2 separate regions of the Mus musculus genome follow, and region 1 is linked to region 2. The links are chromatin contacts, found by Hi-C or POLR2A ChIA-PET in ENCODE. All regions are on one chromosome and are shown on one strand. Each heading gives the region's core, a stretch centred on a gene start or an enhancer-like site at or near the end of the contact. The rest is flanking DNA. Distances are from core to core; before and after follow the strand shown. Region 1 holds the start of Bex6 (brain expressed family member 6). Region 2 has its middle 30 kb from the start of Cep19.

The links. A loop is a pair of places that touch in the nucleus more often than their neighbours do. ChIA-PET counts read pairs that join two places held with the same protein, here RNA polymerase II (POLR2A).
Region 1: a map of heart shows a loop between it and region 2 (3-fold over the local background). The contact joins the promoter of Bex6 here to the enhancer-like site in region 2. A Hi-C loop is called at or near these places in 6 of 37 maps with a recorded cell type or tissue (CH12.LX, T-helper 1 cell, T-helper 2 cell and 1 more). POLR2A ChIA-PET finds 5 or more read pairs at or near these places in 3 of 5 experiments (all embryonic stem cell).

The regions. Positions count from the first base shown.
Region 1 is chr16:32,178,290-32,182,227 of GRCm38, forward strand. Bex6 (brain expressed family member 6) reads left to right here and starts at 1,511. Exons shown (of 3, transcript NM_001033539.2): 1 at 1,511-1,612.
Region 2 is chr16:32,128,178-32,131,765 of GRCm38, forward strand. No RefSeq gene overlaps it. Among named protein-coding and RNA genes, the nearest start is that of Cep19, 30 kb to the left of the region's middle. Within about 2 kb of position 2,119, at least 1 of the 3 ENCODE cell types and tissues checked has a DNase peak (open chromatin) inside an H3K27ac peak, as active enhancers do; it is heart, where a contact is called at or near this core.

The DNA of each region.
Region 1 (3,938 bases), core at 261-2,760, 50 kb after region 2:
CAGGAAAGGCTTTCCTAGCCATGGACGGACTCCCTTTGTAAAGTTTGTATCCTTTGTAAACCCTCAATGTTTCCAAGTGGCCAGGCCCCACCTGAGGAACCCCAGAAGCCAGGCAGGAAAGGCTAAAACAGATGTAACTTAAGGCTAGAAATTGGCCAGACAACCACCCCCACCCCACCCATCACCCCCAGACCATCATTTTGAAACTGCAATCATTCCCAGTACCAAAGCCGGAGAGAGGGCAGGCCCTGCCCTAACAAGAAAAACATCCCACCAATCCCTGAGCTTGCCCCAAAGATCAGGCTACATAATCCCTCGGATTCCAGACCACCCTGGAAAGCTTTGCCCACTAAGAAACCACACATAAACTCTGTGCTCTGCCCAGTTCTCTGCTGCCTGCCAGGTTCCATTCCCGGGTGACAGAAATTCGTGCTTATTCAGTGCATGGAAACAAATGATTGTTGGCTGTTCAATCATCCCTCTACCTCTTCAGATGATTCACTTCAAGGCATCAGCATCCTCGGAAGGTCAAGTTCCTCTTAGAAAATGGTGCTGTGGTGGCCAGTATGGTAGAAGGAAAGAACTGGCGCCCACATGTTTTTAGATGTTTAAATTGCATTTATTATGTGTGCACAGACATGTGTTTGTAGGTCAGAAGACAACTTGCAAGAGTCAGTTATAGCCTACTCTTTGAATTCCGGGGCTTGAACTGGATTATCAGGCTTGGCAGCAAACACCTCTACCCACTGAACGGACTCACCAGCCCCTCCTGTGGACTTTAAATCATTTCTAAAACATTCTAATACTTCTATACTATTCTGTTCTAAAACTACCCTATACTGTTCTATTTTATACTTCTGTACTATGCCTAATACACTGTATTCTTAGGGATGTGGCAAGAAAAAGAATCTAACCTTAGTGAGTATATTTTTAAATTATTTTTTACTTTAGTAGACAATATGATATGTTTCATAATGGCATTTTCATAAATATGTATCATCATACTTTGTCAGACATAATTTCTTATTTTATTTTGCTTTAGGACAGTTTTCTAAAATGTTTTTGTTTTGTTAGAGACAGAATTTCTCAGCCCTTGTAGCCTTTGTAGCCCTGACTGTCCTGAAACTCACTCTGTAGACAGGGCTGGCCTCAAACTCAGTGATCCTCCTGCATCTGTCTCTCAAGTGCTGGGATTAAAGGCGTGTGCCACCACCGTCCAGCTAAACAGCTTCTTATAGCCCAGGCTGGCCTCAAGTTTGCCGAACAGCCGAGCATAACATTGAGCAGTCTTCTAGCCTGTACCTTCCAAGTGCTGCTGTTATAGGCATGTGCCCATGTTAGTAAGGGCTTGGGGAAGGAGGAACCTTTAGACAGAGCTAGTGGGGATGTAAACTGGTGCAGCCTCTGTGGAGACCAATGTGGTGTTTCCTCAAAAAAAAAAAATCTAAAAATAGAACTACCAGTTATACCACTACCCAGCTATACCACTTCTGAGTTTACAGCCAAAGGAATCTAAATCCACACACTTACCCCAGAGACACTTGTCGGTTCATGCTTACTGATGCCATACCGACAATAGCCAAGATATGCAGTCAGCTTGGAGGTTCAACAGGTGAGACAATTTTTTTTTTAAAGATTTATTTAGTATATCTAAGTACACTGTAACTGACTTCAGACACACCAGAAGAGGACATCAGATTCCATTATGGATGGCTGTGAGTCACCATGTGGTTGCTGGGATTTGAACTCAGGACCTTCACAAGAGCAGTCAGTGCTCTTAACCACTGAGCCATCTCTCCAGCCCAGGTGAGGCAATTTTTAAAAGTGATATACACACAATGGAAGTCTGTTGAGCAATAAAGAACAAAATTATAGCATTTTGCACAAGGAATGGACTGAATGAAATATTGCTATGTTAAGTGAAATAATTCAGACTCAGAAAGTCAAATATCACATGCTCATGCATATGTGGACTCTCAACTTAAATTTGTGTGTGTGTGTGTGTGTGTGTGTGTGTGTGTAGCTTGAAAGCATAAAGGGGAATGCAAGATGGGGGAGGGGACAAAAGAGGGTGATAGAAAAATCTGTGACATGAAAGCAGCCAGACTCTTGGAGAAGAGGACAAAGACAAGGCATAGGTGACAAGGGGTGGATAAGAACCAAGTACAATTACACACACACACAATGTCACAGTTACACACACACTCAATATCACAATCACATACACGCAATGTCACAATTGCATATACAGCATGACAATTACATACAGTGTCATAATTACACACTCAATGTCACAGTAACATACACACAATGTCGCAATTACACTCATTCACAGTGTCACAATTACAACACAGTGTCACAATTACACACATATAGTATCGTAATTAATTATATAAACAATGTCACAATTACACAGGGTCACAATGGCACCCATTACTTTGTATGCTATTTTTTAATTAAAATATTTTTAATTAAAAAAAATTTTTAGGGATTGTGTGTCTGTGCTTTTATTTTATTAGTGTCTCTGTATGTGGTGTGTGTGTGTGTGTATGTGTGTCTGTGTGTGTCTGTGTGTGTCTGTGTGTGTGTCTGTGTGTGTCTGTGTGTGTGTGTGTGTGTGTCTGTGTGTGTCTGTGTGTGTGTCTGTGTGTGTCTGTGTGTGTCTGTGTGTGTGTGTGTCTGTGTGTGTCTGTGTGTGTCTGTGTGTGTCTGTGTGTGTGTCTGTGTGTGTCTGTGTGTGTGTGTGTGTGTGTGTGTGTGTGTGTGTGTGTGCTGGGAACAGTATGTATGCCAAAGCATAAGTGTGGAGGTCAGAAGACTCTGCAAAGTCTGTTCTCTCCTCCCAATTTACTTGGGTTCCAGGGATCAAGCGGAGGTCATCAGGATTGTGCAGTAAATGTTTTTACCTGGTGAGCCCTGGTGAGCCCTGGCCTCATAATTAAATGTTTATAAAAATAACAAAAATAGCCGGGTGTGGTGGTGCACGCCTTTAATCCCAACACTCAGGAGGCAGAGGCAGGCGGATTTCTGATTTCGAGGCCAGCCTGGTCTACAGAGTGAGTTCCAGGACAGCCAGGGCTACACAGAGAAACCCTGTCTCGAAAAACAAAAAAACAAAACAAACAAACAAAAAAAAACCCAAAAATATTTTTTCCATCCATGAGTGGTTGAATCTGTGGATGCGGAATCCTTAAACACACAGGGCCAATTGTATGTGCACTCGATAGGATAACAGCTCACCATTAAAAGGACAGAGTGAGGACTGGGCAGGTGGCTCAGTAAGAGCGTTTGCTGTGCAGGCGTGAGGTCTCTGTTCAGATCCCTGATACCCAAATGAAAGCAAGGCACTGTGGAGCGGTAATTCTGGTGCAAGAAAGGCAGAGCCGGATCTCCGGCCCTCTGGCCAACCTGGCTGAACTGTGGAGTTTGTTCCAGGATCAGTGAGAGACCATGTCTCAAAATATAAAATGGAGAAAGACTGAGGAAAATACCACAACTGGCCCCTGCACACATGCACAGCGCACACATGCATGTGCAAACACTGTGCACATAGACACATACAAAGCACAGAGTACTGATACAGACTGCAATGGGACAAATTTAAACCATTACAGTGAATGAAAGGAGGCAGAGACAAAAGAATGCATGCTTGCGTCTGAAACAGCCAGAATAGGTGAACAGAAACAGAAAACTCTGTGGTCACCTAGGGTTAGCTTGGTGAAAACTGGAGTTGGTGCTGATGACTGTGGCGTTTCATTGTGAGATCTTGGGCGCATTCTCAAGTAGTGATAGTTTCACCACTCTGTGAATACACTGAGAAGAATGCTGCCCAGGATACCTTAAATGGATGCCTTCTATGGTGTATGAATTACATTTGATTGAAACATTAAAAACTACCGGATATAACTAAGCAGCCAGCAAGAAGAGTCCTGTACCCT
Region 2 (3,588 bases), core at 869-3,368:
AGCTTTGGACAGTCGGGCTGCAGTGCCTGACAGACCATGAGGATGGAGTAGGAGTAAGAGCTCACCAGCTCCTGTGAAGGATCAGGCTACAGAACAGGAAATCTGACGCAAAGGCTAAGGTAGCAAAGCAGACAGGCACAGTGTGAAGACGGAGATGTCTAGCTTTCTGGCCCTCTCCTGTCAACCGTTAGATATCTGATGGGGAATATTAGATATCAGAGCCAGTGCTTCAACTGAAGGGACCCTTGGGTCGCATCATGTTGGTTTGTTATATACTGAGACCTAATGGGTAGATATTACAGAGCATTTGACAAACTTCCATTAAAGTTGGTCTGGAAGTCAATAAAATATAGTTGGTATTTCTGGCTTAAAAAAAAAAGAGGAGGAAGAAGAGGGGAGGAAGAGGAAGAAGAGGAAGGAAGAGGAAGGGGAGGAGGGGAGAGGAAGTAGAGGAGGGGGAGGAGAAGGGAAGAGGGGAGGGGGAGAAGGGGGAAGGGAGCGGAGGAGGCGGGAGGAGGACATCTTTAGAAACAAAACTGCAGGAGCTGGTGGGAAGGCTCATCCTGCCCTTCTACAGAATCAGAAGTGGGTTCTTAGCACCCAAGTCAAGAGACTCGCAGCTGCCTGTAACTCCAGCTGCAGGAGAGCCAAGGATTTATTCTGGCTTCTGTGGGCACTCACACCTACATGGCACTCAAACACCAACACTCACACACTCAATCAATCAATATCCAAAACTTAAAATCTTAATAAAAAATATAAATCCCGGGCTGGCAAGATGGCTCAGTGGTTAAGAGCACCGACTGCTCTTCCGAAGGTCCAGAGTTCAAATTCCAGCAACCACATGGTGGCTCACAACCATCCGAAATGAAATCTGATGCCCTCTTCTGGAGTGTCTGAAGACAGCTACAGTGTACTTACATATAATAAATAAATAAATAAATAAATAAATAAATAAATCTTTAAAAAAAATATATATATATATATATATATCCCCTTAGCCAGTCATGATGGCGCACTCCTTTAATCCCAGCATCCTGGAGGCAGAGGCAGATGGATCTCTGCATTTAAGGCCAGCTTGTTCTACAGAATAAGTTCAGGACAGCCAGGGCTACACAGAGAAACCCTATTTGGGGGTGGGGGGGAATCCCTTTTAAAAAAGAGAGAGGTAAAACCTCAGGGTGCCTGGGTGAGGGGGCAGGAAGGCAAAACTTTATGCTTCTAAAAAGTTAGAAATCTATGTGGCGTTTTCTTCTCTAATCAAGCATTAACATCGAAGCCGGATTTTCATTTTGCTGTCTCTCTTCAGAGAAAAGATGCTCTACTCCCTGAAACAGGAACTAGAGGAAGTTGATACTACTCAAGATCTAGTTCAAGAAAGTCAGGGTTGGCCTGAAAGCAAGCGTGAAGTGTTTCGCACACCCAAAATGTTAAGAGCAGTGGCCCCCGGTGTGAAAGGTCTCCCATGGTGTTAAGAGGGGAGCAGGGGCCAGGCATGTGGCCCGCCAACATCTTAGCGGGGACAAAGGTGGGTTCTAAAAGTTAAAATCTCAGAGAAAAGCTACACATGGACAGGCTCTTCTGAAAGGGACAGGATAGCAATGCCGTGAGAAAGAAAGGTATTTGGTTTGGTTCTCAAGATAAAAACAACATCTAAATACTCTGTCACTCGTCAGCAGCACCTGTGGACCCGCGTCCAGCGGTCAGGATGCTGTCCTGCTAAATCCTATGAAACAGCTCATGGAAGCAGAGACGTTTCCTTCCAAGGTTGAGAAGCAGAATCTGATATTAAAATGATCCTGCCCAACTCTGCATGGCGTTGGAGGTAGAATGGAAAGGGGGAGGGGGAACATCGAGGCTACGCAGATTTCTTTGACAGTCTCGCCCTTGCTGTATACTTTCATTCTTAAGTTCTTCAACTGTGTGGTCCGTTTGGCTGCTTTTCAATGTGGAGAAATTATCATCTGGTTCCCGACTGACCAGAGGCTCTGGCATAGGGACGGTGACCTGTTCTCTAAGTCTCCTGGAAAAGAACCAGCTGTGTGCTTCTGGAGCCTGGCATCTTGACCTGGCCAGAGCTTTCCTCTTCCTCCTTCCCCCGTGTTTCTTCCCTTACCGTTGCAGTTTGCCGCAGCACTGGTAAGAACAGGAAGTGCCAGGTTTCCTCTCCAGGGCTTCCGTAGAAGGGATGTGCTTACCACATCGAAAACACCAGCCGGAAGGAGAAATGCTCACACCCTCTAGAAAGCATGGCCCTCTCCGCCCACCCTACCCCCACTATAGCCACGTACCTCCTCTATGCCCTCCCATACTGGCCCCACCCCACCCCCAAGAGCCTCAGAGCCATGGGTTTGGGCCGCGATCACACTCAAGCCAACTTTAACCCCACTGAAAATTGGTTTGATGTTTATAATCCCGGCACTCGCGTTAGACTTTAAGGGATTGGTTGGATGGTTCAGTTTATGGGTCACGTGCTTGCCAGCAAACTTGACAACAAACTGGAGCCCACAACAAGAGGAGGAGACAAACTCCACAAACCAACCTCTGACTTCCACACAAATTCCCTGGTGCACGCACACACACACACAAATTACACATGTTTTTAAAATGGAGGAGGCCAATGCTGTCCGTGGTGTCACTAGCTGTAATCCCAGCATTTAAGAGGCAGGAGTTAGGGAAGATCAGAGAGGAGTTTGAAGCCAACCTGGGTTATGTGGGACCACCATCTCAAACAAACAAACAAGCAGAGAGATAAAGAAATGGAAAGACGGAGTGCCTATAAACACCCTCCAGGCTGTCCCCACGTTGTGATGATGCCTCTGGAGTCCCAGTTGCAATAGGTGACAACTGCTACTCTGAGCCTCCTTACCTCTGCCCCATATGAACCTTCTCCTTATTTGGCATTTAATCAGTAAACGTGTGTTTTTCAGGGGCCACTGTTTTGATATCCAGGGCCGACAGTTTGATATACTTGATAGAGATGGTAGGGTGCTGAGATGGCTTTCTGTAGCACACTGATAACATCTTGACCTTAATCCCATGTGATCTTCTGCAAATCTTATCTGTTCTCAGCCCAGTGTTTCCCTCAGATGAAGTGGAATTATATAAAACATTAGTACAGAATAAGTGTGAGAACTGTTAGTGGTGATGGAAGGTGAGATGGCTAGTGGGGAGTTTTTAAAGTTGCTGTTAGTTTAATGGAGTCTCCTGGTTTGAACTCAGTCTCCTGAATTTCCCGCTGCATTCCAACTTCACCGTCATCACGGACTCTGTGGAACAGTGAGATCTTTGTGCGAAAAGCCCTCAGAGAGCACCTTGGGACACTCGAGACCACCACACTGTGGTGTCAGGTTGCTGTGAACAACAGTAGTGTCCTCGTTAAAAAGAAAGTGCTGGGCTGGTGAGATGGCTCAGTGGGTAAGAGCACCCGAAGGTCCGAAGTTCAAATCCCAGCAACCACATGGTGGCTCACAACCATCCGTAATGAGATCTGACTCCCTCTTCTGGAGGGTCTGAAGACAGCTACAGTGTACTTACATGTAATAAATAAAATAAAATAAAATAAATCTTAAAAAAAAAAAAAGTGCT